Linked DNA regions of Homo sapiens: region 1 is linked to region 2. Evidence: chromatin loops called from intact Hi-C (ENCODE). Cell type or tissue: endothelial cell of umbilical vein. All regions are shown on one strand. Links, peaks and the distances in the headings refer to the core of each region. The heading gives the core; the rest is flanking DNA. Region 1 overlaps SEPTIN10 (septin 10). Region 2 overlaps SEPTIN10 (septin 10).

Region 1 (2,924 bases), core at 164-2,663, 51 kb after region 2:
AACATTCAAGGTATCCATCAATATACTCCCTACCTAATATTTCACAATTTGTGAACTCTTTCTATGTAACACGCACTCTAAGACAATAGGACTTTCTTGCTATCCCCATAAATACAGACCACACAGAGGGCAGGATAAACTTGATCTGATTCTTAAGGGAGGAAGGTAAAGGAAATCAGAGAATAGCCACATTTCTACCTTATCTTTGGTAAGTTCCTTGGTCATATGATCTTAGGCTGAAACTAGTGAGGAGGGGCTGGGGAGCCCATCCTACCTGGCACAGACCAGGGAGCCTGACCAGGTAGCCTATTTACTAAAAGTAATACCAACAAAGTATAAGTGCTATATCCCAAGCTATTAAATCATATTTGTTTTAAGGTATTTAACATTAGAATTTAAAATATTTTACTTTCGTCATTATGACTATGAGATACATGATTCCTCCTCCAAAATCCTTAAATCAGTAGTAGATACAAATCCTAAAAAAAAATTAAATTTTCTAAATAAAGCATTATCTAAATCAACCTTCCAGATATTATCAGAAGAAAGTGTAAGAATTAAAGTTCTCATTACAAAAGCTTTGCGCATCAGGCATTTTATACTAGGAATGCTCAAAATCTAAAGCAGAGATAAATCACATTAATATGGTTGAAAGCAAGGGTCCTGTATGTATTCTTGAAGAGAGGGACTCTATCCTGCAGTAGATTATAAAAATTTAAGAGCATCCTTCTCCTTCTTTCCCACAGACCAAAATATATCAATCAATCAATCAATTAATCCAAACATAACCTGGCACTATGTTATAATGAAAATCGGTCTGGGACTATCTGAAAAGTATGACACTATCAGTGTTTCAGCCTAGGGAAAGTGGGGCTTCATTAGAACATAAGTGTAGATGAACAAACAGCTCCTGGCTGCCTGCAAGCATTTATAATTTATTCATTTAACATTCAGCAAGAATAAAATTGTCCAAGATAACATACTTTCCATATAAAAAAATAATGCCTGTCCTCAAAGATATATGAGTATGGCTATGGAGGATACAAAGAATAATACAGGTTGCTCTTCCAGAAAACAGATCATTTAATTAAGGACGAAAAAAATGCAGAGTTTACTTGATGCAAAAGGTTAACAATACAAAAACATAAATTAGGAGGTACTGCAAGGTAGCATATGACCAAATACCAAATGAGAAGCAGCCTGGCTGCCAGGGGCTGGGGTTCTCTGGGAAAGCTTCAGAGGAAGCAGCATGGGAACTGAGTCTTTTCACTGCCGAGATCGCGCCACTGCACTCTAGCCTGGGTGACAGAGCAAGACTCCGCCTCAAAAAAAAAAAAAAAAAAAGATCAAGAAAGAATTAAGAATCACAACTTCAAGACAGAAAGTAAAACAAATGAGAAGCCTCTTAGATACGAAAATTATCCTCACTGAAGAAAAACTGAGAAGGAATGAGAAAAAAAGTTCAGAAGCATTGTAGCTAAAACAGGAAATGACAAATGCGGACAGGAATTGCAAAGATTTGGTCACCACTTAAAAGGTAAGGATAACTGAAGAAGTGGAAAATTATGGCTGTGTTTCTCGGGAGATGAAAAGGCAGTCAGTGGACTGTACTCAACACTATTTCAAGATCCACTATCTCAGTCAACAATAACTAATTATACAGCCAGGATCTCCTGAATCATAAAATGATGCAATTCCTAATAAGGAGCATGGTGGAGATAATGGCAGGGACAATATGACACAGAGCAGATCTCACAATCACTAGCTGTGATTCCTTAAGCGAGACACTAAACTTCCCTGAGGTGTTTTTTTTTTTTTAGACAGAGTCTCACTCTGTCGCCAGGCTGGAGTGCAGTGGCGCGATCTCAGCTTACTGCAACCTCCACCTCTCAGGTTCAAGTGATCCTCCTGCCTCAGCCTCCCAAGTAGTTGGGACTACAGGCGCATGCCACCAAGCCCAGCTAATTTCCTGTATTTTTAGCAGAGATGGGGTTTTACGGTGTTGGCCAGGATGGTCTCAATCTCTTGACCTCATGATCCATCCATCTGGGCCTCCCAAAGTGCTGGGATTACAGGTGTGAGCCACTGCGCCCAGCCACTTCCCTGAATTTTAATATCCTCTTCTATTAAAAAAAAGGTCTGGGCCGGGCATGGTGGCTCACGCCTGTAATCCCAACACTTCGGGAGACTGAGACGGGTGGATCACCTGAGGTTGGGAGTTCAAGACCAGCTTGACCAACATGGAGAAACCCTGTGTCTACTAAAAATACAAAAAATTAGCCGGGCGTGGTGGCACATGCCTGTAATCCCAACTACTCAGGAGGCTGGGGTAGGAGAATCGCTTGAACCAGGGAGGTGGAGGCTGCGGTGAGCTGAGATCATGCTATTGAACTCCAGCCTGGGTGACAAAGCGACATTCCGTCTTCAAAAAAAAAGAGAGAAATGAAGAGAAATACTATGTACATGAGTTAGAAGACTCAACATAGTAAAGCTATCAATTCTCCCTAAATCGATATAAACATTTAATGTAATTCCTCTCGAATCCCAGCAAAATTATTTGTAAATATAGATAAGACGATTCTAAAACTTACACAGAGAGGCACAGAACTAGAATAGCTAAAAATCTGGGGGAGAGAAGAATAAAGTGGGAGAAATCAGTCTACCTTATTTCAGACTTACACAGCTACAGGAATCAAGACTGCGTGCTAACGGAGAACCCAGAAACAGACTGAAACAGACCCACACAAATATGCTCAACTGACTTTTGACAAAAGTGCATCAACAACTCAATAATGGAAAGGGAGCCTATTCAACAAATGGTGCTGGAGCAACTGGACATCCATAGGCCAAAAAATGGCCCTCAACTTAAGTCTGACACCTAACAGAAAAATTAACTCAAAATGGGTCATAACATAAATGTAAAA
Region 2 (2,924 bases), core at 296-2,795:
ACATGTATATATATGTAACAAACCAGCACGTTGTGCACATGTACCCTAGAACTTAAAGTATAATAAAAAAAAATTTAAAAAAAATTATAAAAAAAATCTTGAATGCATAACAAACATAAGTTTTTTAAAACAATGCTTCATTAATCTATACAAGCACTTGAGTTGTTCACAAGGAAAATATATCTACCTGGTGAAGAGAAGAGACCTAACATTTGTTGAGTATCTGCTACTGGCAGGGTACTCTTCTGGACTCCTTTATGTTGACTATTTAATTCCCACAGCAACCCTGAAGAACAAGCCCTGACATTCTAAATAAGAAAACTAAAGCACAGAGAGTAATCTGCCCAAAGAAACATAGCTGAAAAGTAAAAAGCTGGGATTTGAACCAGATTAGACTTGTTCCAAAGTCCATATTCCCAACTACCACAAATCAGATTGCCCCAATGTGGTGTCTCAGCAGGAGAAAGTAATGGACTGCTTCTGCATATTTTGCATCTCATCGTGCTGCTTTCCAACTTCTGACAATGTAAACTTACAAGGCCAATTTCAAGTAAAGAAACTTGTACTATTTTTCAAAAGGTGGTAAAGAAAGTCAGATCTGAAAGAGAATGGTCTATAAAGTTAGTATTCTAAAACTAATGCAATCATTGTTTCTTATCATAGATTTATTAAATAAAAATAAAAACATTTTCTTGCTATACTATTCCCTTTTCTAGCATAAAAGTAGCTTGCTGTCATAATTTTCTTTTTTTTTTTTTTTGAGACGGGGTCTCACTGTCATCCAGGCTGGATCATCCTGCCTCTACCACCCAAGTAGCTGGGACTATATGAGCATGCCACCACAGCTGGTTAATTTCTGTATTCTTTGTAGAGACAGAGTTTTGCCATGTTACCTAGGCTGGTCTCAAACTCCAAAGCTTAAGTGATCCACCTTTCTGGCCTCCCATAGTGTTGGGATTACAGGCGTGAACGACTGCACCTGGCCTGACATGAATATTTAATGCCAACATACTACTGTTGTTGCAAATCTCACTGATTTAAAGTTGAAAACTAAAGAGAAAGAAAGAAAAAAATCTCAGATGCTCATGTCATCAAGAAAAGTCCTTTCCTTCAATTGGGACATGTTTGTGTTTCAAGTACAGTTCCGATAAGCCTAGTGAACTTTTTCCAAGTCTACTATAGACTACCTGAAGAACTATTTAGTTCTTGAGAATTCCAAAGACATGAAGTTTTACTAAAATTACGTCAAATACTTAAACAACTCTAAACTACTAAGCATACATCTTCCTTTCAAAGCTACAGGTCCCACAATACTTCAATGACAGTGATTTTGTGCTAAAAAGTTAAAGGTGATTAACTGTGGGAAAGAGATTAGTTAGGTTAATCTTTAATTATTAAACTTGGGGATTTAAAGAGTTTTATAAAGGCATGTTTCCAATGGTTGAAATAATTAATATAAAATGTTAAGATCAGTTAATTAAACTATGACTATAGTGCTATTTACGTGGGCCTCGTGACAAGCCTGCGATTGGTGCTGGTAGATTAGGATACCCACCATGACTCAGCATACCCATTCAATAAAGTGTAAGTGGAAAAACAAACGGAAGTTCTGGCAACAAAGAGGGCCAGGAAGTACAGTCACATAAAGGTCACCCAACAGGTTTGCGTAACTTGTCTTTACTGCTAGATAGATATAATACTGAGGGACAGATTTTACATGCCAACCAAATTACAACAACTACCAAATTAAATAGGAAAAGACTCCCGAGAAAACAGATATAAATTCTTTTTTTTTTTGAGATGGAGTCTCGCTCTGTTGCCCAGGCTGGAGTGCAGTGGTGCGATCTCAGCTCACTGCAGCCTCCACCTCCTGGGTTCAAGCAATTCTCCTGCCTCAGCCTCCCACATAGCTGGGCTTATAGGTGTCCGCCACCACACCCGGCTAATTTTTGTATTTTTAGTACAGACAGGGTTTCACCATGTTGGCCAGGCTGGTCTTGAACTCCTGACCTCAGGTGATCCACCCACCTTGGCCTCCCAAAGTACTGAAATTACAGGCATAAGCCACCACGCCTGGCCAGATATAACTTCTTGAAACTATAAAAAATAAAAGCTTCCTAATACATCAGACTATAATGAGCTACAAAAGCCTTATCAAATCATTTAATCACATATGACAAAGAACCAGAAGAGACATTTTGCCTCAACTTTACCCAAGTGATCCAGAAATACAGTAGAAAGGTCTACTCTCTTAGGAAGACAATAGTGAGCCACTGCTCCCACTCACTCTGTAGCCTGACCTAAACTTACTGAGTTTCTTCCAGCCACTGCTCCCACCCAGTCCGTAGCCTGACCTAAGCTGAAGAATCTCCCTTTCTAATTTCCCCTTCTTTGTGTGATCAGTGATCAGATGCTTCCCAACCTGAAGAAATGCTCAGCAAATGGATGTGATGGGCAATCTATGATTTCTGACTACCTATCATTGAGTCCTTTCCTCTTGGTACCAGTATCCATTATCCTCATTACCTTTTTGGGGGCTACCTCTCCCCCATGGGATACAGTCTTGTGGGACAATTAATCAGGTTCACACTCACTCCTAAACAAGAGATGGGAACATGACCTACATCAGGCCTACTGGACATTCTTTCCCTGGACTATGAATTGTGAGCAGTGAACAAAAAAGGCTGGCAATGGTTTCAGTTCATTCATTCCACTCCCAGAGCTGGAACAAAAATGGTTTCTACCTGTTGCAGGCCTTCCCTTCAAATCTGCAAGTCCAGACCTATGTAGCCTCCAACCAATGCCTTTTTTTTTTTTTTTTTTTTGTCTTTTAAGATGGGGTCTCGCTCTGTCACCCAGGCTGGAGTGCAGTGGCATGATCTTGGCTCACCGCAAGCTCTGCCTCCTAGGTTCACGCCATTCTC

What was found. A loop is a pair of places that touch in the nucleus more often than their neighbours do. Peaks named below come from ENCODE experiments on the same cell type or tissue, not always from the same donor. Only the 100,000 strongest peaks of a DNase experiment are listed, where the experiment ranks them.
Region 1: it touches region 2 in a loop (4-fold over the local background); 40 of 110 quality-filtered maps call a loop at or near these places.

The regions. Positions count from the first base shown.
Region 1 is chr2:109,608,291-109,611,214 of GRCh38, forward strand. The region is part of intron 1 of SEPTIN10 (septin 10); the gene reads right to left. It also overlaps a transcript of RANBP2 not described here. Among named protein-coding and RNA genes, the nearest start is that of SEPTIN10, 4.2 kb to the right of the region's middle. In endothelial cell of umbilical vein, for the core only: no CTCF peak of the experiment used is centred there; a DNase peak (open chromatin) is centred at 1,491; H3K4me3 peaks cover 404 bases; H3K27ac peaks cover 2,500 bases.
Region 2 is chr2:109,557,107-109,560,030 of GRCh38, forward strand. The region is part of intron 8 of SEPTIN10 (septin 10); the gene reads right to left. It also overlaps a transcript of RANBP2 not described here. Among named protein-coding and RNA genes, the nearest start is that of SEPTIN10, 55 kb to the right of the region's middle. RefSeq lists an enhancer at 1,506-1,800. In endothelial cell of umbilical vein, for the core only: no CTCF peak of the experiment used is centred there; a DNase peak (open chromatin) is centred at 1,595; H3K27ac peaks cover 2,035 bases.